Regions from separate parts of the Homo sapiens genome. Here region 1 is linked to region 2. The links are chromatin loops, found by intact Hi-C in ENCODE. Cell type or tissue: GM12878. All regions are shown on one strand. Links, peaks and the distances in the headings refer to the core of each region. The heading gives the core; the rest is flanking DNA.

What was found. Hi-C counts contacts between places; a loop is a spot of excess contacts. Peaks named below come from ENCODE experiments on the same cell type or tissue, not always from the same donor. Only the 100,000 strongest peaks of a DNase experiment are listed, where the experiment ranks them.
Region 1: a loop joins it to region 2, with 2.8 times the contacts of the local background. A loop is called at or near these places in 2 of 110 quality-filtered maps.

What each region holds. Positions count from the first base shown.
Region 1 is chr15:60,901,029-60,912,971 of GRCh38, reverse strand. The region is part of intron 1 of RORA (RAR related orphan receptor A); the gene reads left to right. Among named protein-coding and RNA genes, the nearest start is that of RORA-AS4, 140 kb to the right of the region's middle. RefSeq lists enhancers at 3,534-4,733, 5,240-5,741. In GM12878, for the core only: a CTCF peak has its summit at 7,182 (motif pointing right); no DNase peak of the experiment used is centred there.
Region 2 is chr15:60,790,449-60,802,391 of GRCh38, reverse strand. All of the region lies in intron 1 of RORA (RAR related orphan receptor A), which reads left to right. Among named protein-coding and RNA genes, the nearest start is that of RORA-AS4, 33 kb to the right of the region's middle. RefSeq lists an enhancer at 6,015-6,194. In GM12878, for the core only: no CTCF peak of the experiment used is centred there; a DNase peak (open chromatin) is centred at 6,331; H3K27ac peaks cover 539 bases.

The DNA of each region.
Region 1 (11,943 bases), core at 5,984-8,483, 110 kb before region 2:
CTCTATACATTTACTAAAAATCATTAAATATCATTAAATTGGATGCTTATAATGTGTGGATTTTGTGGTATATAAACTATGCCTCAGTAAAGCAGTTGTAAAAAATTTTTAAATCACACCTGTTAATGGATTCCCCAAACACTGTTTCTCTAGCACCTAGAGGTGGTGATTTTTTTTGTTGTGTTTTGTTTTGTTTTGTTTGTTTGTTTGTTTGTTTTGAGATGGAGTCTTGCTCTGTCACCCAGGCTGGAGTGCAGTGGCACGATCTTGGCTCACTGCAAGCTCCGCCGCCCGGGTTCCTGCCATTCTCCTGCCTCAGCCTCCTGAGGAGCTGGGACTACAGGCGCCTGCCACCATGCCTGGCTAATTTTTTGTATTTTTAGTAGAGATGGGGTTTCGCCATGTTAGCCAAGATGGTGTCGATCTCCTGATCTCGTGATCCACATGCCTCGGCCTCCCAAAGTGCTGGGATTGCAGGTGTGAGCCACCATGCCCGGCGAGGTGGTGATTTTTTTGTTTTTTTGTTTTGTTTTGTTTTGTTTTTTTGAGGCATGGTCTCCCTCTATTGCCCAGGCTGGATGGAATAGAGTGGTGCAATCATAGCTCACTGTAGCCTTGAACTCGTGGGCTCAAGCGATCCTGTCATCTCAGCCTCCCAAGTAGCTAGAACGACAGATGCAGCCCCCCCACATCTGGCTATTTTTTTCTCTTTCTTTCTTTTTTTGTAGAGGCAGGGTTTTGCCATGTTGCCCAGACTGGTCTGAAACTCCTGGCCTCAAGCAATCCTCCCACATGGGTCGCCCAAAGTACTGGGATTATAGGCGTGAGCCACTGCACCTGGTCTGGTTCAGAGAGTTTAACAGGCATTGCCTTAAGCAAAATATTGGACAAACTGAGGAGTTTCTAATATGCCTGTTGTGCCCTTTCTCCACCTCTGTGACCTTCCCTCAAATCAGTTACTGGGCAGGTTGTGGTGGCTAATGTCTGTAATCCCAGCACTTTGGGAGGCCAATGGGGGCAGATCACTTGAGGTCAGGAGTTCGAGATCAGCCTGGCCAACATGGCAAAACCCTGTCTTTTTTGTATTTTGTAAAAATACAAAAAAAAAAAAACTTAGCCAGGTGCACGTCTGTAATCCCAGCTATTTGGGAGGCTGAGGCACGAGAATCACTTGGACACAGAAGTTGGCAATTGCAGTGAACCGAAATTGCACCATTGCACTCCAGCCTGGGGGACAGTGCGAGACTGTTTCAAAAAAAAAAAAAAAATCAAAAATCCGTTACCTGACACTTTTCTCTTTTAGCCCTTCTTTCTCCCAAAACGAATTGCTTAGTATTTTACTTACTCATTAAAGAATGCGTCCTTGGCTTTTTAATATATTTGCACTTTAAACCTGTCTTTCATTCTAGAATGATTTTTAAAATCCTCATTCAAGGATTTAAAACCTTAAGGGAAGGGATAGAAGGGTAGTGAAGAAGAAGGGCTTTCCCCTAAGATCCTAGAAATCACAACAGGAAGGCAACTATCTATTTTGTCCGCCAGTAAAGTCAACTGACTGAGTATGACAGAAAATTGGGTTGATCTGATGTTCTCAAACATGGCCGTGGAAATGGCCTTGAGAGCAGAAGGTGTGTTGAAGACTAGTCCAGGCATTCCATCAGTCCACCAGTGAATCAGATACAACTAGGAGCTTCCGTCACAGAGGAGCTTACTGTAGTTACAAAAACAGCCAGAGTCAGCCGGGCACAGTGGCTCATGCCTGTAATCCCAGCACTTTGGGAGGCTGAGGCAGGTGAATCACCTGAGGTCAGGAATTCGAGACCAGCCTGGCCAACATGGTGAAATCCTGTTTCTACTAAAAATACAAAAAAAAAAAAAAAAAAAAAAAAAAAAAAAAAAAAATTAGCTGGGCATGGTGGTGGGCGCCTGTAATCCCAGCTACTCAGGAAGCTAAAGCAGGAGAATCATTGAACCTGGAAGGCGGAGGTTGCAGTGAGCCAGGATCGCGCCATTGCACTCTAGCTTGGGCAACAATAGCAAAACTCCATCTCAAAAAAAAAAAAAAAACCCAAAAAACAACAACAACAAAAAAAAAACAGCCAGAGCCTCATAAAGATGATTTATGTCCATGGAGAGAAGTGTGAACTCCTAAATATTGACATGACTGACAGTGTGGGGATGAATTCAATTAGTTGTTACAGTATCACTCTTTTAACCTTTAAAAGCATTTTGCATGTATCAAGAGAGAAGCCATGTGATTCCATGGAGAAAATGAGATGGAACTAGCCAATCTGGGTTTGTACCTTGTCTGTTTCTCTCTAAGTTCTTTGTGAATTTAGATGAGCCACCTAAACTCTCTGAGTCTCAGTCCTCCCATGTCTAAAACGGGACCCCCAACTTCACAAAGTTGTTTTGAGGTAGATGGTGTTAACCTGCTTCCACATACTGCAGAGAATAACTGTGATTGAATAAGAGGAGTATTTCACTAGTTAAAATGCTCTACTCTATTTACTTGATCTTCCAAATAATTTTCTGAAAAAAGATACCGCAGATGGCTATTACTATCTGATGGCAAAGAAAAACAGTAGTGGCTAAGTGACTTGCCTGGGATTAATATTCACATTTCCTGATAAGAATAGGGCTTTCTGGAAGCCAGCATTTTTAAGATTCTGGGTTAGTTTCCACTGTGGTTTAGGGAATCCAGTCAGGGGATGTCAACATTGACATTTCCCCTTCCAATTAGTCTCAAGAGTTCACATATCTCACTCTGTTCAATACAACCTGGAGTGTAATCATTTGTTGGTAATAACCTAGCCCTTGTTTAGCCTCATGGATCTGACTCTGAACCTGGACATCCTATGGACAAAAACACCACTTGCTTTTTATTGGCATGTTGGGTAGAATGGCTCCACACAGCCAGGAAACAATTTTATTTTTCCCCTTTGCAACTCAATTATGAGGCTGAAGGGCACATATAGATTTTTCTGCAGGAATCAAAGGGCTTTCAGGCTTACTTGATGAGTAGATTTCTGCATCACCTCCGTGGTAAAGGGTTAGCTGCTTTTAAGAGGCAAAAATGCCCAGACTGAAATAAAGAAGGAAAAAAAATAATAATACATTCCAGACCACCTTGTAAAAAATAGGTAGGCGTTCTCAATCTTGGCCTTTCACTCCAGTCCCACTTGAGGCCACTCTCTTTCCAGAGGCTCTATGGAACAACAAGGGTGGTGAGAACGCTGAATTAGGAGGCAAAAGCCCATGCTAGTGTTCTGTCCCCTAATGTGACCCACGCTTAGTGGGGATCCTGTTCAGAACCTTCAACCTGCTCTTCCTCTGTCTCTCTGCCTATAAAATGAGGGAAGTAGATTGGCTACTTTAACAAATCTCCCCTTTATAAATAACTTGTGACTCTATTTTCTATGGTTTTTTTTCAGAGTACATCTTTCTCCATTTATTTATGTGTGTGAGGGTTCAATCGTTCGATAAAGGCTATGTTTGAGAGAAGATGGAAAGGCATGGAATAAGTTTTGATCTTGGGTTTACTGCTAACATTGACTTTTCCCGTTAGCCCACCTAGGTTCTAAAGAGCTAGTATCCAGAGCTTTGACACATGGGGTGCCAGGCTTTGTTTCTCTGTTAAAATCCCCCAAATTTCCTGACTCCTCAGAACAGCTCAGCTCAGCTGGGAGTCTGTGGCTGAGGCTGGCCGAGACATCAGCAGAGTACCTGGAATGGAACTCCAAGCAGGTCGAAGCTTGGGAGCCAGTGTCCTTGCAGTCTGAATATTTGGGGTGGAGAGAGGTAACTCTGTTATGCTCACCGCTGGGACCACAGCAAGAATTCCTTTGCCACCATTTCTCTAGTCAGGCGGAGCTGTCCAGGGTTCAGGTGGCTTTCCAGGACATGCTTCAACTTGCCTGGAGATGGGTGGTGTGAGCAGATCCCTGGGTGTCTCTCTCTGGAGGTAATAATGACAAAGAGGTTTAGCCACTGAGGGAGAAATGCATCCCCAGGTCTGAGGGGATATCCCTTTTCTTCAAACAATCCCTGGGTTGTTTGTCTACAGTAGAACTCTCTTTAATAAAAAAAAAAAATGAAATGAAATAAAAATAAAGTAAAAGAACGCCCATCTTCAGTATACCAAGCAGCATGCAGGGCATAATCGCCTCAATTCTTGGTATCTGGCACAATGTTCAGTTGGCAGAACCACGCTTTCTGTGGGGGTAATAAGCTTAATATTTAGCCTGCATTACTGGGGCAGTGGTGAAGGGAGGGGGACAAAATGGGAGAGAGACCACTGTAGAAATGGATATTGAATTCCAAGTATTATTGTTGGAATCTCTGGAGAAAATGGCTCCTGAACATACAGGATTTTCAGTACAGTTTAAAAAAGGAATGACTCTTCTGGTTTTTCCATTTACTGTAGCTTCCCAAAGCTTATTTTTAGTAGCACTAATAGTGCCGCCTACCCCTGTACTCATTTTCTACAGATTTGAAAATTTGGTATTATCCTGTCTCTCCAGAGGTGCCTTCTATTTCTAAAACATTAGTACCATGGAGGGGGGAAAATAGGGCATTTTCTGAGAGAAAGGAGCCTTGGATATTTGCATTCCATTTTGATTAGTATTTTTTGTTTCTCTCAGTTCATTCAGAATCAAGGGAAAACATATTTAAATGGATATAATGTGATGCCAAGTGCCTCTGGACACCAAAAGCGCCCCCTCCACACACACCCTACGGTCAGCTCAGGCATGAAGGTGCATGTCCCCTCAAGGCCAGGCTAATGGTGGCCCTGACTCAGAGGCAGGCCTCACCAGCATGGATCAACTATAAACTAAACTGCAGAAGGCACTCATGCCCTGGGTGAGCTATGGGCAGAGAAAAACTCAGGAGCCCCAGACACATGTGGTCAGTGTGTATCTGGGTGGAGGCGGGACGTTCCGAGCATTGGAGCTGACCCCATGCACAGCCTCACAGGCTGGAACCAGGCGTCTTTGAGTGGAAGAAGTCAAGGGAGTCCCATTAGAGAAGGACCCTCTGTGTTCACTGTGCACCTGGGAGCAAGGTTTCTCACAACAGACTCTGCTGCTGAAAAATTAGTGTTTGAGTTCTAACTGGAGTTACAGACCTTGGTGACTTTGCATAGCCCTCTTGACAAGCGGGGCAGCCTTGCCAAATGACACATGGGAAGTGGAGGGTGTGCAGCAAATGCTATTTGTACGTGTTGGCTCTGGGAGTGGCAGAGTATTTCTGAGAAAAAAAACGCTAAATGTGGGCATCCTCAGCCCAGGGCTCCTCCTTTTATCAAGAGATGGCTTTGTGACAACATGGGTGCCTGAGTCCTAACAGGCACATTACAGGTGAAGTTTTGAGAAAGTATTGCTGTGTTAAATTTCCACATATGGCCTCTTCTAGCACGAATAATTCACAAATGAAGAGCCTAAAATGTTACATCTGGAAGTGACTTGAGATATCTTCTAATCTAGCTTGTTATGTAATCAAGAGCACGGAGCCCAGAGAGGGAATGTCAAGGTCAAGGTCACCCAGCTGGTGTCTGGTCTGAGTGGATGGCCCCTGACTCCTGACTCCTCTTACATTGCTCTTTCCACTGACTTTTGAAAGTGACAGATGGAATGGCCACCAGGACATGAGAGACATTTAGAGAGACATCTATTCCATGAATCCCCAATGACTGCCCCTTGCCTTTATCTTGCCTCCAAGCCTCTTCTTCCATACTCTTCTGTGCCGTGTAGCCCTGAACAAGCTGCTTCACCTCTCTGTACCTTGTTTACCTCATGTATGAAAGGCAGATGATGTTGATGATGATGGTGGTGATGATGATAATGTTGGTGGGGGGCTGAGGATGATGATGATACCTCCCTCCCAAAGTGATTATGTGTCAGAACGAGCCTCAGAGTCAGAAAATCGGGTTCAAACCCTGGTGCTCCCTCCTTCTAGCTGCTTGGAGCATTTTGAGTCACACACTCACTCTGAGCCTCAGTTTCCTTGGTTTTAAAATAGAGGAAATAATTCCTAACTCATAAAGTTGTTATGAGGATTAATTGACAAACTATAGATGTACAGCTCTTAGCTCAAATGCTCAATATATAGCCCCTGGTATTACTACAATTGCCAATAATAATAATGAGTTTGAAAAATGCAGGTACAAGTTTTTTTATAATCTGAATGTACAATAAAAATCTTAGTTATTATTAACCACCGTGGCCGTAGTATCCATCCCAAGCTATCAGTAAGATTTCTGCATAGCTAGCCCCTGGATTGGCCAGGGCTGGGTACTAGATTGGCTTCCTAAAATTCCTTAAATCACTTGTTTGCCTCTGATACAGTCTGGCTATTTCTGACACGGCCAAAGAGACCACAGAGGGCATTAAGCTGCAGAAGAGAAACTACAAACAATATCTGAGAGAGGGAGAGATTTCCTAGAATGGCTGCGACCACCTCCCTGCCAGTTTGATTTCCTGTGCAGCTGTGTGTGTTGAAAAGATTGATGTGGGCACGACCTTTAGACCCTGTTTGAAAATTACACATACAAATGGTACTTTAATGGTACATGTGGTAGTTGGGGGGTTGTGTTAATTACATTTGAATAGAGAGATGGTGATAATTCACTAGCTCAGCCCCTGGTAGTTAATTTTGTTACATCTAGGGGAAAATTCTGTTGGGGTCTATGAGTAGCTGTGGTGCAATTAGGCAGCAAGAAGGTTTTTGTCGGTACAGTTGCTATTGATTAGTATTTACTTTAAAAAGAGTAAAAGCTATTCCCTCGCGCCAGGGCTGCCTAATCTGTCAGAAGAAGAGGCTACATGTTTCACAGACGCATAGCAGGCTTGTTCATATATTATGAAGCCCCCGAAAAGAGAGTCCAGTATAAAAATCTTCCCAACTGGTTTTAATGATGCTCAAGTAAAAGGGATATACCACAGACAAGATCTCATTAAAAGAGAGAAGTCTTTTTGTAGATTTGCTGATTTATTTATGAAACACCTCTGAAATATTTATAAATGCTTTCCTGATATTTATCTGAAAATACATTTTAGGGCTTCTTTGGTAGAAGAGAGGGGGAGAATAAAGGATGATGAGGGTGGAAGAACAAGGTGAATTCAGCACCATTTCTTTCAGTAGCAAGGAAAGGGATATCCTAGGGTATAGGAACATGTCACTAGGGGGTGCCCCAAGAACCAGGCCGGCTCTAACCTGCTCAGCACAGGTGACCCTACTTGCTTGGATCTCTTAAACAGAAGCAATGGCAATCACAAGTGCTCTGTTTAATTTTCCTGACAGAACCGGGGCAGATACAGACGCTCTTGAGGGCTTTATCACTTCCTTCACTTTTAGAGCTATTTATTAATTGAAATAATAGTTATGCTACCCCTTGCCTCAGACCTACTTTCATCTGTTTAGCAACTGCTTTCTATGAAACACAAAAGAGCTCAGCAATGACACTCGTGTCTTAATTAACCATTGAATACCTTATAGAGCAGCTGTCACAACTCTTGTCACTTGAAAGGAAGCACAGTGGTCCCTGTTTAAAAAGAAAAAAAAATACACAGAAAAAAAAGTTGATCTAATGAGCTGTCTTTGACATTTCTTAAGAATTGCATATTTTATCATCATGCTTTGCACTCATATAACGATGCAAATTAAGGAACCTCTGGCTGCTCTGGAGAAAAAACAGTGAATTTACATTTCTCCCAACTGTTCAGAAGGAGACATTGGTTGCCCAGTGGCTAAGGGAAATGGTCAAGATCAGAGATGATAACAGGGCTAAGACTGCATATCAATTAAAAGAAGAAGAGGGGTTGATGTCAGTTTATGTAACTAAAATATTTCCAAGCCTCCCCAGCCCATGGTATGAATGAGTCTCATTAACATTAAAGACGAGCGCCCCCAGAGCCTCAAGCCCTCACCCGTTTGTTCAGGTAATGCAGTCCTTCATGCAGCTCATCCCAACCTCACATTTTTTGAGTTCCCAAAGAGGTAGACATGTTTTATATGTGTTTTGGAATTAATCTGGGCTTCCACTCACCATTGGATGCTGCCTGCTATTCTGAGCTGTATCAATGTCTTCAACATTGGCCTTGACCACCCCAAACCACACCACCCCTATTTTTCTTTATTGTTTCTTCTCATGGTTATGAGAAGGCCCCAGCCACCAGCCTTCTTCCGTCGTTCATTACCGTGACAGGATAGCAGCCCGTGTTGAAGTGAGGAAAACGTTTTCTGTCTCTGTGCTCATTTAGATGGGTAGTTTGAATAGAGTAGTTTGAGCCCCAAAGTGTCTTAGAATTTGGTGAGAGAGTTGTTTCAGTTCACATGTATAGCTCTTTCTACCTAAGGTGTGCACAGCCCCTGGAAGAGAGGGTAAAATGAGTTCAAACACCAGCCACCATACTGAAGGAGAACATTTCACCCATTTCAGCATCTCCCCATTTACTTGCTGACTTGTGGCTGAGTCTGTTGGCCCTGCCAGATTCTCTCACAGTGACCCTTCTTTTCCATCCCTGTCTCCTGACTTCTGCCTGCAGTCTCCTCTTCAAGCCATCATACTTGTCTATGCATGTTTGAATCTTGATTGTTGCTACAGTTCAAGTTCACCTCCCCAACTAGGAGGCTCCTTAGCCCCCATGCAAATAACCATTGAGGGAAAAGACTCTCTCCTTACTCCAACACCATGTATCTGAAGCTCAGCTCTCTTCCAGCCAGGACGCTCATATCATAAAGAAAAACGTTATTAAGAGAGAAGTCCTTCAGTAAAACCCAGGATATATCTTAAGGAGGATAGATGTTCAAATGGCATAATAATTGGCTTATTTCAAATATATTACGATAGTTATATGTTATTTGAACCACTACAAAGGACACCGATACCTACTAACTGCTCTGCAAATTCCTCAAGGGCAAAACAAATGCTGTTCCTGACACTGAGCACTCAGTATGAATGACAGAGAAATCATAGCAACCTGAGGATTGTTATTATTGATGTTTCATTTTTGTAAAGCAAACAAGATACTTTATACGTCGTATATGAATGCAAAATGTACCCCCACAAACTTATCAAATCAATGAAGCAACAAAGCATTATATAAGAGGTTTGCTGTGGAAGTTTTAACATGTTAGAAGATATTATATTCATTGTTACCCCCATTTAAATCACTATGTGAACTTGTAGAGACCGACCTCCGATTTTGCATAATTTTAAATTCATGGTCCCTGGGAAGGTAATCACCCCTTTAATAACTGTTGTGTTTCTCTTTATTCCAAATAAGGTGTGCACTCATCTGTGAATTTATGTTGGGCTAGCACGGTGTAAAATTGCCACTTTGCATTGCATACTACTTGGAGAAAGGTAGAATATAATAGCTTCACCAGCTGAATTTCAAAATAAAGCAGAGCCTTGAACATTGGTACCCTATCGTGTGCTTTGGGCTACAGAGACTGAGGAGGCCTGATGCAAACTGGACAGAATTAGGACTCTGAGGATGACTGACTCACAGGGGAAAGGATGGTTCCGGAAGACATTTTATATAAAGCTGCTTGCCAAATCGGCCAATAGGGCCCATAAACGCGTCCAACAGTAGAAACAACAGATCCTGCTGGTCTCTGCCAAGGGTACCTCTGGGAAGACAGACAGTGTTACTTGATTTACTCTGAAGCTGCAATGAGAAGAGTCTAGAGCCCAGTTTTGCAGGCTTCATGTGCCATTAGCCTCTCTCCTCACCTACATCATCCCCTCCTCAGGAGTCTACATTGTCTTCTCCTGGAACCTTCCAAAACAACTAATATAAATTTCAAGCCTGTGGTTGGTGCTTGATGAATGCCAGTTGACTTGACCACTGGAGTGCCACCTCTGAGCTAATAGACTCAGCCAGAAAGGTCAAGATAGTGTCCCATATACAGAGAGGAAGACCAGAATTCATCCCCTGAATAAAAAGCTTCGGATTAGCCTACTTTCTCTCCAAAGCACTCTGTTTTTCAACTTTATTTATTGTGTCTGGCAGATATCCTCAATTAGGAGCTAATAAACGTGAGCATTTATAAATCTTCCTTTCAGCGGAGTACGCCCCTAGATTCAGAGCATTCCGTGGGCAGCTGTAGAAGAGGAGAAAAGCGTTCTGCCCAGTGAAGGGCTAGAGTCAGCTCGTGAGAGCTGATTGTGTGCCTCTTTCCCTAACTCTGAATTCAGTGACCTCGTTCAACCACGGTGGGAGTATTTTTAACACAGAAATCAGCAGAGAGTAGAAACCAAGGGTTTTCCTCTCAGAGAGTGATTTTAAAGCATTGACCAGCATTGTCTTCTGCCTCACTGTACCTCACCTTACCACTCTCTTCTTGAAAAAGATCCAAATCATCTTTCAGCTATGTAGACATGACTCTAAAACAACACAAGATAGAGTCTGATTCACAGCAGAGGCAAGCCGTGCTGCTTCTCTAGGCCTGGATTCTAAATGCAGAACAGTGAACCTGCAAGCAGCATTCTTAGGGCTGAGCCATTCTCACGTGTAAATGGAGAGTTCCTTTCTTTTTTCAAACCCATTTTTGCAGGATGGAGGGTCCTGTCTTCATCTCAGATGAATCAGTGGGAAGCTGATCCACAGCCCACAAATCCCTTTTACTAAGAAGGATCACCTGGTAAGCTTTGGGTTACTCTCTGTTTTTTAAAAAAAAAAAATCATAAAATTGAAATAGTTCAACATAGATTTGAATCTAAAGAGCCTTCACTGCAGAGTTTATCTGGTGACCATATGACACTACAAGGACAGCTTTTAAAAAGCCAAATATCAATGGCTGAAGAATGGAATTGAAGTAGAAAATCGAGTTAGAACTGTATTAAAACAAGTCATATTATTCAGCTTTATCTATAATATTGTCTAATTCATATTTCAGTAGTAGCATAGAAAATGAATCTGATTCACTATGGTTAATTAGCCTCCGGGTTCCCAAGGTGTGAGCTGAGGCACCCTGGACATTGCAGTGGCCTCAAAGGGGTGCCAGGAAATATTTTAAATAGTTGAGGAAAATACAGCAATTCTTGACATCTGTCAGGCACCGTGTGAACTACTAGCTCAAGGTAGTTCACAGTTTCACTACTGGAATGCATAACTTTCTTTCAGTGATGTCATACCTTTGAGAAGCTAAGTTCTTGTCAGTTGCTGTATTATAAAACAGGACCATGTGAAAATCAGTGTGGAGCAGGAAACAAGGGTGAGGGCATCCAACCTGATGCCAGAGTTTGAGAAGTTGCGTAGTGCCCAACAGGCTCATGCATCTCACTATTAAGCACTTACGATTATTTAACAGTGAATGGGACTCATTTTTCTTTTAGTTTATGTGTATTCTTTTTTTCAGAAATCAAGTTGTTAGGACATAAATACTTGTTAAGTTATTTGGGTGTAATTTACAAATAAACAGAACTGTTAGATATTTCTTTCAGCTGAGATGGGCTGTAAAAATGGACAGAACCATTAGGAACATCATGAATCGCCGGGCGTGGTGGCTCACACCTGTAATCCCAACACTTTGGGAGGCCGAGGTGGGCAGATCACCTGAGGTCAGGAGTTCGAGACTGGCCTGGCCAGCATGGCGAAACCCCATCTCTACTAAAAGTACAAAAATTAGCTGGGTGTGGTGGCTGGTGTTTTTAATCCCAGCTACTCAGGAGGTTGAGGCAGGAGAATTGCTTGAACCCAGGAGGGAGTGGTTGCAGTGAGCTGAGATCGCACCACTGCACTGCATCCTGGGCGACAAGAGTGAGATTCCATTTCAAAAAAAGAAAAAAAAAATCATGAATCAAGATCATTTAAGACTTTCTCACTTAGTGTAAAAGGTAAATGATCAATGTCCATTACTGAGTAAATGACAAGAAGTATTTATTGTGTGCCTTCTACATATAGGCATAATTTCAATACTAAACACATATGCACA
Region 2 (11,943 bases), core at 5,032-7,531:
CCAATAGCCCTCTGTAAAGCTAGAAATAATGACAAAATACTAATGGCTACCACTTCTTTGGTTCCTACCTGTGCTGTAATGGAGCCCAAACACTCGGTCTGCATATTAACCCATGAGTTGGGAATTGCTATTCACATACGCAGATGAGGAAATTGACCAGAAGGTTGTAACGGTTGACCCATGATCATGTAGCCTGTCCTTGTCAGGGCCCAGGTGCAGAATTGGGTCTGTAAGGATCCAGCACTTGTGTTCTCTCAAATCTTCCCTACTTAACAGTGGTGCCTGTTTTTACCCAACTTCCCACTCCCACCAAGCATTGTACAGTAGCTCTGGGCTCTGGTGCCAGACCATTCATTGCCTAGCAATTAGATCTGGAGCCAGCCACAACCCTCTCTCAGCCATCATTTTCCACATCTATAACATCAGTAATTCATTTCCTACCTAGCTAACGTGGTTGCAATGTCAAATAAAACAAGATGAAATATATGTGAAAACAGCTTCTTACACTGAGATACACCACCATCATCATCATTATCATTTTATATTAACAAATTTTATACCATACAGTTAAGGGATTATTCCACACAAGCCTGCTTGCATCCTCTTAGGAGACTTCTGTAAGCTAAAAAGCCCACGAACAACCACAAAGCTCATCTGAAACCGTGAGTTTTCTTTGTGGGGTCTGCTCACAGATTCCACACCGTGGCGTGCCTCTCCCGGGCTTTCAGGCGGCTGCACTGGGGGCATTTGAGGCCAGAGAGCTTCATGTCTTTATAACATTATGCATTAAAGTCATCTGTAAAATGCAGAGACATTCCAAATAGCCCTTATGTTTTTTATTTTTTCATCTTGGCATGGGGATACAGAGCAATTTTCCAGAATGTTTTAAATAGGAAAAAAACGCTCATTCTCAAGACAGCCGTTCTGTATTCCTGAGCCTCTGGGTCATATTCACATTCAGAAATATCTAAGCCACTAAAGTCTGTGTTTCTTTAAATGGGCTGTTTCTTTATTAAAACAAATGAAGGCAGCATTCGTTCCTTATATAATATTCTTACCTCTGAGCCCTGTGGGCAGGGAGGGTGTGGAAACCTGGGATAAAGCTGTCGAAGGAGGGGGGAGGGGGAGGCCACTACTTAGAGAATGTTTTCTGTAATTCCTAATTGAACCTTTCCACCCAAGTTCACCAGGTGTTTTCACGAATTTTACCTAGTGGTGAGGTGATTAAATGCTTCAATAGGGTCTGCGCCAAGTAAGGGCTGTTCCTAAGGGTTGGCAGTAGTGTGCCACTCTATTTTGTGGTCTGCCTTTGGTAATAACTCTTTATACTTTATAGATTACATTTCCAGTTTAAAAGTCCCTTCACGTCTAGTTTTTCAGTGGTTCACTTTAATAGGCATGCAGCAATCAATCGCTGTGTGCCAAGCACTGCAGAAAGTATTGGGAATGCAGGCTCAACGTGGCCCCTGCCCTTGAGAGGGTCACAGAGGGACAGAGGAGTGACCAAATCGATAAGAACTAACTGCAGCCCAACATAGTAAATGCTGGAGTTGAGACAGGAAGGACCTGGGGAAAGACCTGCATGCTGAGGGAGCAGGCCTCTTCCCAAAGAGGTGGGGGCGGCATATGAACTGGGTCCTGGAGGATAAATAGGAGTTTGGGGGGCTGGGAGGTAGATGCTGTGTGGGGTAGACAGAGGAGGTGCTATAATAGTTACTGGTCTATAGCCAGGACACTCGGGCTCAGGGAAAGTCTCTCGCCCCCTGAGTTCACCAAGAGGAGGCTGCTATAAGGGACTGCTCTCTGCTAGCCTGGTGGCCCTCCTCTCACAGTGCTGTCCCAGCCTTCAAGAAGGTTCTCTTTTTAACATCAAAGGAAGAAACGATGTGAAATCTTCACCTCTTCCTTGTGGGTTTATAAGGTTGATACTTTCCACCAGAGCTGAGTCAGAGACGCTGTTACCAAAACGAAATTTTGTTTTAAATTAGTCTTCCTGGCATTTCCTTCTCTGCTTCATAACTGAATCCCAGGGCATGTCATCCTGTTGTGGAGAAGAACTTACAGAGGGGTTTGTCATGATTAGGGCCAGAGAGGTGTTGGAAATGATTGAATTAAGTGGAACAGCGTGTCATTCTTCTTTTGTTTATTTAACAAGTATTTGTATCAGTAGTGTGCTGGGAAATGTTTAACTCTACAGAAGTTGTTCTACTGAGCAAGGAAGGAAAAAAAAAGCCCTGATGTCTAAGTTTGCCAATTTCTGTGGTGTAAATACTCTCACCGTAGCCAGTTTTGGGCAACCAACGTGAGGGTGGCTGAATACGAGGTTGGGAGGAGAGGCAGACTTGGTGTAGCACATGGCTGCAGGCCCAGGAGATAGACAAGTGAATAACACAGCCCTGGCTGCAGCCCTCTATAGGAAACAGAGCCAGAGACAATTTTTTAATTTGATCTTAGCAATATTTCTGTTATTATTTTGAAGAGATAGAGGCACTGAGAGACAGAAACAGAGAGCAAGACAAAGACTGATCCATTCCTATCTACATATCTTGATAAATTCTGAAATGCTTCAGCCATTTGTCTCTTCCTGTGCCCCTCCCTCGTTATCTACCTCTCTGCTATTGCAGTCTCTGGGACATGGGTGTTTAGAAGAACATCAGATTGCAGGGGAAAGTAAGACAAAGAAAAATAAATGATTTTGATTTTTCAGTGCATCTTGGCATGTAGCATGTGATATACTTAGTATCTTGGTGGTGGGATTTTTCGGCATCTGAACTTGTTTACCTTAGTGACTCATCTCCCCCGCAATGTTTTTGGACCAATGCAGTTTATAAATTAATTAAATAAATAAATATGAATCGATCAGAAGAGGAGCTATTGTGTTTTGAGTGGATGTGTATCAACATCTAACTCTTATAAAGACGTGCCAGACAGCAACAGCCAGTGCTTGGGCCCCATGAAGTGTCTCGACTCCATATTGTAATGTTTCAGGCTAGCCATAAAAAGGAAACTGCTTACAAAGTCTAATTGAGAGGACGCCAAGAAGGCCCCCAGACCCCAAGTGAATTCCTCATCAGTCTGTCACCTTTGCTGAAACATCACTGTTGGTTTATAGCGGTTCCCCCTTGCTAACTGATTCCCATGAAAACTTTGCTATTATTGAACACTGACACCTTAAGATAAATTAGTTTATTGGATAACTTACAGAAGAATAGTTAGCTGCAAGTAGCTTTCAAAGAGAGATAGAGAGTCTGAGTGTAGTTCCAGAGACCAGCACGAGGGCACGGAGGCCTGAGGTATTGGGATCCTGGGGTAGGTTAAAGGGAAGGTCCCTGCCCTCTCACTGAGGACACAGCTATATGTCAGCCCTCTCGGCATGACTCAAGGTTCTCATTGTGAGCATGAATAATCAGCCCACGCCATAATACACTGTCCTTGAGTTTAAAAAAAAAAAAAAAAGTCCTTTATTGAGCAATAACTAGATGCCTTTGTTAGCTCATTATATAACTTATCCCATTTTCACAAAGTCCCTGTAAGTTACACATGCTTGCCTCCACTTTAGAGTGGGGATATATCATTCCTTTTTAGAAGGAAATTAGGGGTCAGAGAGGGGAAGTAACTTACCCAATATTGCACAGCTAATAAGTAGCAAGGTCTGGCTTTCAGACCTGGATCTGTCTGATACTTAAGCCTGTGTCCCCTCCCCGCTACCATGCTGCCTGTTAGGGTGAGAGGGTTTGCTGGCACTTCCCATGGCTCCAGGCTTGGGATGGTGCCATTTTTTTGGTGACTTCTGCTTGCCTTTAGTCCTCTCTGTTCTTCCCACTCTGGTGGTGAATACTTGCTTCTTGCTTAGGGTACCTTGCTGCAGTGCTCCCTGTCTCCTCTTCCAATGAGCTAGTGCTCAGGAACCAGACAACTAAGCATGTTATTTCTAAAATAAGAGTCCATGGATTCTAAGTAGAGTCCTAAGGTTTCTCCAAGTTCAGTACTTGATTCCTGAGACAAATCTTGAACAAGCTTTTTAAACTCATTTTTGAATGCTTTGCTACTTTCTAAATAAATTATGAAGTATATTTCATAGGTAAAATATTCCATACATATTTTGTAAGTACACTGCAGGTGGTGTGTGTGTGTGTGTGTGTGTGTGTGTGTGTGTGTGTGTGTGTGTGTCTGTTGGGGAAATGAAGGGGAAGGGGTGGAGGAAAGCTTCTGAGCTCATTTCATTGTTTGGGGCTCACACATTAATTAAGTTTTTTTTTCTCATGTATAATAATTAATTTAGTGACTATTGCCAGACGGAAACTTTTGAAATATGTGTCTCCTTAATGCCAGAGTTCAAGCTCAATGGATCAGATTACTTATCTTCCTGGTGGGTTGGGGCTGGTCTTGTGGCATAGCTGTAGGCCAGTGATGATCGTATTAATCTTCTACACATCTGGTTGATTTTAAAGCTTTCCGTGCACCACCCCAAAAGGTCAGCCTAACTCCTGGGAAAAGACTGGAACTTTTAGTTGAGCCAGTTTGTGTGAGCAAGTCCCTTCACCTGGCTAGCAGCCTCACCGGCCTCTTGTGGAGAAGGAAGTACCTAGCTGCTGAAGCTGGCAATTGCTCGATGAGCCCATCCAGATCTAGGGCTCCACTGCTGCTTCTTGTCAACCGCGTGCTGGTCTTGGTGGGAACCAGGGTGTGCTCACTACTTTATAAATGACACCGGTGTCCTTGGCTGGGCCCGTAAGGAGTTAATATCTCATAAGCAGAGTGCGAGAAGTCTTACATAACTCATTCAGTCTCATCTCATGGGTGTTTTTCTGTAAACTCTGCCAGAACTAATTTCACGGTTTTAAAACAACTCATGGTACCCAAAGAATGTGTAATGAGCTGCCATGAGATGTGATTGTTTCCTGTTTGTAAGGAAAAGACCTGTGGCTTCTTGGGACTTATTAGGAATCATTTCTCAATTAATGTACAACCCAGGCCCTTGGAAAGGCACACACAGTGCAGCAAAGATGGCTTTGGAAGGCTGTCCTGGACAGGAGCTCCAGAACTGTCCCTTCTCCCAGCCACCTCATTCCCACCTATGTATGGCTATCTTTTTTTTAATGGTATAATACACATAATGTACAACTTACCATTTTAATCATTTTTAAGTGTGCAATTCAGTAGCATTTAGGACAATCACAAAGTTATGCAACCATGACACTATCTAGTTCCAGGACATTTTAATTATCCCAAAAGGAAATCCCATTTCCCATTCCCTTCTGCCACTGGCAACCACTAATCTGCTTTCTGCCTCTGTGCAGAAATAATAATAATAATAATAAATATAATTAATAAATATATAGATAATATAATTATATATTATATAAATATATAAATAAAATATATTTAGACATAAATAATGATAAACCTACTCATGGTATTTGTATAAATGGAATAATATATTATGTGGCCTTTTGTGACTGGCTTCTTTCACTGAGCATAATATTTTCAAGGGTCATCCAGGATGTAGCCTGTATGGGTCCTTTATTCTTTTTTTTGTGGCTGAATAATATTCTTTTGTATGAATGTACCACATTTTGTCTATCGACTCATCAGTTGATGAGAAATTGAGGTTGTTTCTACCTTTTTCCAATTGTGAACGGTGCTGTTATGAAGATTTGCATACAAGTTTTTCTTTGAACACTTTCTTTGAGTTCTTTTGGGTATATACCTAGGAGTGAAATTGCTGGATTATATGATCATATGATAATTCTATGTTTGATTTATTGAGGGGCTACCAAATTGCTTTACATAGTGACAACGTTATATTCCAACCAGCATGTACACATAAGGTTTCCAGTTTCCTTACCAACACTTGTTATTTTATTTCTTTTTTTTTTTGGCGGGGGGTGGATAGCCATCCTAGTGGGTATAAAGTGGTATCTGTCTGATTTTCTTTCAGAGTAATTTGTTTTCCCAAATAGTTTAAAGATTTTCAGAGGTGAAAAGCTTATACCGACCTGGTCACTGCCATGGGCTGGCCCAGCCTGACCTGCTAGGTCTCATTACCTCTCCAAGTTTAGAATCAGGCTTCTCCATGTGGGGAAGTCAAAAGGGTGAGTGCCTGGAGAGTCGTGTGCATGGGGAAGCTCTTGAGCTCAAGCCTGTTCCAGCATACATTCTGTGTCTCCCAGCAGAGCTAGAATACCACCCTCACTGTGATACAGAGAGGCACTGAGAGCAGAGAGCCTGGTTCCCGCACCCAGGAGGAGACGTGGCAGAACCACAGCTAAGGCCTGTCTCACTCCTACTTCAGGCTTCTTTCAGTTCTGTCAAGAACCACACATTCACTTTGCACTTCCCTTTTTTGAGGATGCAAAGGTTAAGAAAATGTTATAATGATGATGGTTATATTTGCATAGGCTTTACACATTTTGATACCCACAATGATCCTGTAATGTAGGCAAGACATCAGGTAGTATGATCCCCATTTGAAAGCTGAAGAAACCGAGGCATGAGGCCTTTTGGGTAATTTCCCAAAGTTATCTCCATTACATTACTTTGTCTTATGTAATGTTTTATGGTGGTGCAGTGCCTTACAGTCTACAAGGCATGTCACATCTGGTAGGGATGGAGGTGAGGGGAGAATGGTGGGCTAGGTGAGGGGAGTTGCCATATATAGGGAGGCGCCATAAGGAAGGCCTCCTCTGATTGTCTGTGGTTGACAAATCAACCTGTTGTTTCTGCCTTACTCACCATGGAGGGAGGGAGGGCAGGAAGCTGTTTGAAGTTGTGATATTAGGAGATCAGTGGCTGTTTGAGATCCCTCCTTCATCATTGCATCATATTAGCTACCATATACCACCATGGTATCAAACTGTGCCTCAGCGAAATACAGTTTAAAGACTGAGCCTTCCCTCAGGGAGCTTCCAGTCTAAACAGTTGTCAAATTCTTAGCTCAAAAATACTCTCCCGGGGTTTGGCTGCCCTTTCCAACACAGTTTAGAGAAGAAGAATATAAAAGCAAATTCTACATCTCAAGCAGCCCATTTTGAGTTGGGGTTTTATTTGCTGCTGCTGCTCTTGTTGTTTCGTGGTGAGCACAGGAGTAAAGGTGAAGAGCTCCTGCCAGCCTACAGAAGGTGAATAGCCCATTTGAAACATTGACTTCGGGTTGCCATTTTGAATTCTCTCTATGGCTGTCTCCACCACCAACCACAAACTTCAGGTTGGTTCTTCAGAGGTAAGGACTCTTTTTCCCGGTTCCTGAGGTGGCATACATCTAGTGTGTGGGGATTTTGGATACCTGATATCACCCTATATGCATAGCAAAATGGTGATAGATTATAAATGCCAGTGCTTATGGTAGGTTTCTTGAGGTTTTTATGTAATTGAGAAGCAGTGGGAAGGGGTGTCGCATTTTAGCAACTAAGGTCCAGGATTTGTTTTGAAATGAACCCCTCTGAGGGCAGAATCTCAGCACCACCCATTTTCCACATTTGTGTGGTTGAAGGACAGAAAGTGGACAGGCAGAACTCCAGGCCTACGGTGCTTGTGAGCAGTGAGCCCTAGGATATGGGCGCATGAGGCACAGCACCCTTCTAAACAGAAAGCAAGTAAGGAAGCCAGGTGCTTTTTCTCTGCCTCTGGTTGAATGATAACTCCACCCTATCAGAATAGAAGTACTGTTATTCAACAAACAGTGGCCAATCGTTTAGAAATTAATGATTGCCATTTTGAACATGTATTGGATTTTGCTGTCGGAAACCTGCAGGCAGCTCATAGGGATATTGGGGACTCAGTTAGCTGGTGACGTCAGTGGAGGTTTGGATATCTAAAAGCAAGCTTTGGATATCTAAAAGCAAGCTTTGGCTCAGTGGTATGCACCCAGTATTTTTCCCTAGGACTTTATGGTCGTTTTTCTTCCAAAGGGCAGCATACACACAGGTGTAATGGTTCTCTGGTGACCATGTTCAAATCTATCTAAAAGCCATTTGAAAACACAGGTGATATGTATACTTCATTATGTGCTATAAGTTGGGTAATGGGAGCAAATTAAAAAAGGAAGATTAAACATGGAATATGTGTGCAGGAGGGAGAAAAGGTTTCTCAAGAACGCGGTGAAACAGCAGATTATTCAGCCTTTCTCTACTCTCTTCATTAAAGCAATAGTGTTGGGCTTTGAGATTTTCTGTTTTAGTCAGACCTTTATTTCATTTATGCCAGTATTTGTAAATAATTATATGAATGTGGCATTTTAAGTAGACCTGTTACCAAACAGCATGTTATTTGCAGTGACTGTTTTCTGGGGAAGAAAAGAAACAGTTGAACACACGGCACTCAGCAGAATTGTAAAAAGGCTGCCAAAGAAGGGACTGTATTTTTCTACCTTTTCCCTGTCACCTTGGAGAGCCAGCTGGGACCCAGGTCCTCAAAGAACCCGTTCTAGAGTGCACTGTCTGAGTCAGGAACTTCCCACTGCTTGCTTAATCCGGCAGAATCACAGAGGCACTGAGGCGGGAGAGAAAGCCTGCACGGCTCAAATGTCACAGAGCATCAGGACTGAGGAAGGCTACCCCAGGGCAGCCTCCCAGGATTTGGTGGCCAGTAAGCCTTGGAGTCTAGCCTGGCTTAAGTCCATCTCTGTGGCAAATCACCAGAAAGCTCTTTGAAGTTTCATAAATTCTCCCCCAAGTGAAACATGGACACACTGAATATTTAATTAACTGTTCCCAGTCCTTGGAGGCTCAAGGCTTCCTTACTCTCTGCTTCTCACACAGGCAAGACTTGTGCAGTGAACTTTCGCACTTGACTAAGCACATTCTGATATGGTTTAATGTAGTTCCTTGGTGTTTGAGATGACTTAAGAAACTGGCATCCAGCATCAATATATTGAAAATGTGAAAGGGAATCTGGCAGTTGGGATAATCAAACCACCTTACCTCTGTCTGCATTGGGCATTGCAGTTTGCAGAGCACATGTATTGTGGCTTACCTCATTTGATTACTTCAGCCATGGCAGCATATTTTTTTGTTGTTTTTAAGTGATGAGACTCCAAAGGATGTTGGTGTGTAAGACACTTCTAAGCCTTATTAGTTCTTGAATGAATTTTATGAGTTTGTCTGATCATGAAGACTAAGACTTAGTTACTGTAACCATAATAATAGTAAAAATTAAATGAAGACTACTCCTAACATACTGCACCAGTTTAGTCTGAATCACAGTATGTTCAGGCCAAAAGGAACTTTTGAGATCATTTACTCCACTTTTTCTTGTTATAAATGAAGAAACTAAAACACCAAGAAGTTAACTTTTTGCCCAAGGTCACACAGCTAGAAAATAAAATCAAGTTTTCTTTCTCTTTTTTTTTTTCTCTCTCTCTCTCTTTTGAGGGAGTGGTGGGGATGGGGAGGAAGGGAGCAGGAAAGACAGTATTTGTAGAATTTAGGGGTTTTGTGACAAAGAGGCAATGTGTCATTTACTATAGGGCAAAGTATGATTATATGGTATAAATTTGCTACCCACTGGAAAAATTAATAACTTCTTACATCTTTGAGAAAACATTTCCAGTGATCCTCACTCCTCCCTGTAGATCTGAGTTACCATTTGGTGTCATTTCCCTTAAGACTGCAGAACTTTCTTTTCCAGTTCTTTTAGTACAGATCTCTTGGCAATGAATCTCTCAGTTTATCCAAAAAGGACTTTATTTTCTCTTTATTCCTGAAGATACAATTCTGGGTTGACAATGTTTTTCAGTCTGTACCTTAAAGATGTTATTCCGTTGTCTTCTGGCCTTTGCTATTTGTGAGAGAAATAGCTATCATTCATATTGTTGTTTCTGCTGTAGGTCTCTGGCTGCTTTTTTGATGTTCTCTTTATCTTTCGACTTCAGAAAATTGACTGTGGTTTGTCTAGATATTGTTTTCTTTGTATTTGTCTTGCTTAGGATGTGCGGAGTTTCTTGAATCTATAAGTTGATGTCTTTAACCATACTTGTTAAATTTTCAGCCGTTCCTTCAAATATACTTTTTCTGCTTCATTCTCTCTCTACTGTTCTTCTGGAACTTGCTATTTCATATATGTATACTGTTTGATGGTTTATAATGCTCAAGTCACTGAGGCTCTGTTCACTCTTCTTCATTATTTTCTCTTTGTTCTTAAGATTGAATACTTTCTATTAATTCATCTTCAAGTCCATTGACTCTTTCCTGCCATCTCCAGTCTGCTGTTAAGCCCATACAGTAGTATTTTTTTTCATTATATTCATTCTACTTTTCAACTCTAGGATTTCTATCTGGTTCATTTTTATAGTTTCTGTTTCTCACTGAAGTCCCATATCTGTTCATTTATTATGTATATATTTCCTTCAATTTGTTGAACATATTTATAATGGCTTCTTTAAAGTACTTATCAGCTAAGGGCATTATCTGAGTATTCTTGGGGTTGGTTTTTATTACTGCTTTTTTTTTTCTTATGTGTTACATTTTACTCTTTATTTGCATGTATGGAGACTTTGGATTGGGTAATAGACAAAACAAATGATTGTTGCAGAGACCCTAGATTCTGTTTGTTTCTCTGAAAATAATTTTTGCTTTAGCAACCACTCGACTTGCCTGGACTCAAATTCCAGCTCTGTTGTTCCTGCGGTCGACAGCAGATAAAGTCACTTTTCTGTTCTTTTAGCTTCCAGCTGCTTCTTCGTATTGGGTCCCTTGGAGTCTCCCTCATGCACATATATTTTTGCAGCCAGCCGAGGATTGGGCAGATTTTGTACATAGATTTTGCAGCTTGCTGCCTCTGCAGTTCCCACCTTTCCAGAATTTCTCCCCTTATGTTCTTGTTCCTTTTCTGACTTATTTCTCTGACAGTTCAAGCTATCCAGAGCTGAAAGCTAACTTGGGAGTGCTCCCAGACAAAACCCCACAAATTCATAAATTTTACTTGGTGAAGGTTCATGTTTCAGGGGACAGACTCCCTTCCAGTTCCTGTTGGACTTTTGACTGCATTCCATTGCCTTGAAAATGGTTTTTAAAAATTATTGTGTGTAGATAACTTAACTGTTATCTGTAAGGGGTTAGTAGATTATGACCAAAAGCCAATAGCCCTTACATTTATATTTAGATATTTCAAAACACTTTGTCTCCGTTAACACAGCTCTGGGAGGCAGAACTAATATTATCAAGTCTATATCACAGATGAGATGACCTAGGGAAGTTAAGTGACTTGCCCAAGTAGTAACTGAATCAGGCCTGAACTCAGAGCCCATGACATCAGCCTGGGCTCGTTCTACAATCAGTTTTATGTACGTTTGATTCTAAAAGAGCCAGACTTTTTGATACCAAAGCATCTATTGCATTTTCTTCCCAATAAACACCACCAAACAAGCAAAAGACAATGAAACAATAGACAGTCCTGGATTTTGAAGCTTTTTGGGGGGGCAATGGGGGGGCGTTTCTAGGGCCTCTGAAGGTCATAGACATTTCTGAAGAGAAAAACGTTACCATGATGGTGTTGAAAGGAAAATACCTGTGGTAACCCTGGAACCATCTGGTACCTACAAGCCCCAGCATGCATAATTGTGAAATTGAAGCTAGGCCAGAAGTTTTCTTCATGAGAAGCCATATATAACCAGGACAAGAGCGCTGTGCATTACATATCCAGGAGCTACCTCTTGAAATTCTTAACATAGCAAAGCAGAATACTCAGCCAGCATTGGCCCCTGTGGTAGGAGAAGGTCTTCAGCTCCTCTCCTTCATGGGGGACTCAGTTGAAAACATCTGCAGGTTGAAAGTCACACAAAGACGAGGAATGTTCTCAAACTGGTGGCTTGCCTAGGCACTTTAAAATATGTATACAGCCTTCTTACTCATCAGGTTCTAGACTTGCAGTTTCCATTCTCTGTCAGTCCCCAGTCTTCCTGAGGCCATGGTGCCACACCATGTTAAAGTCACATCCCAGCTTCTT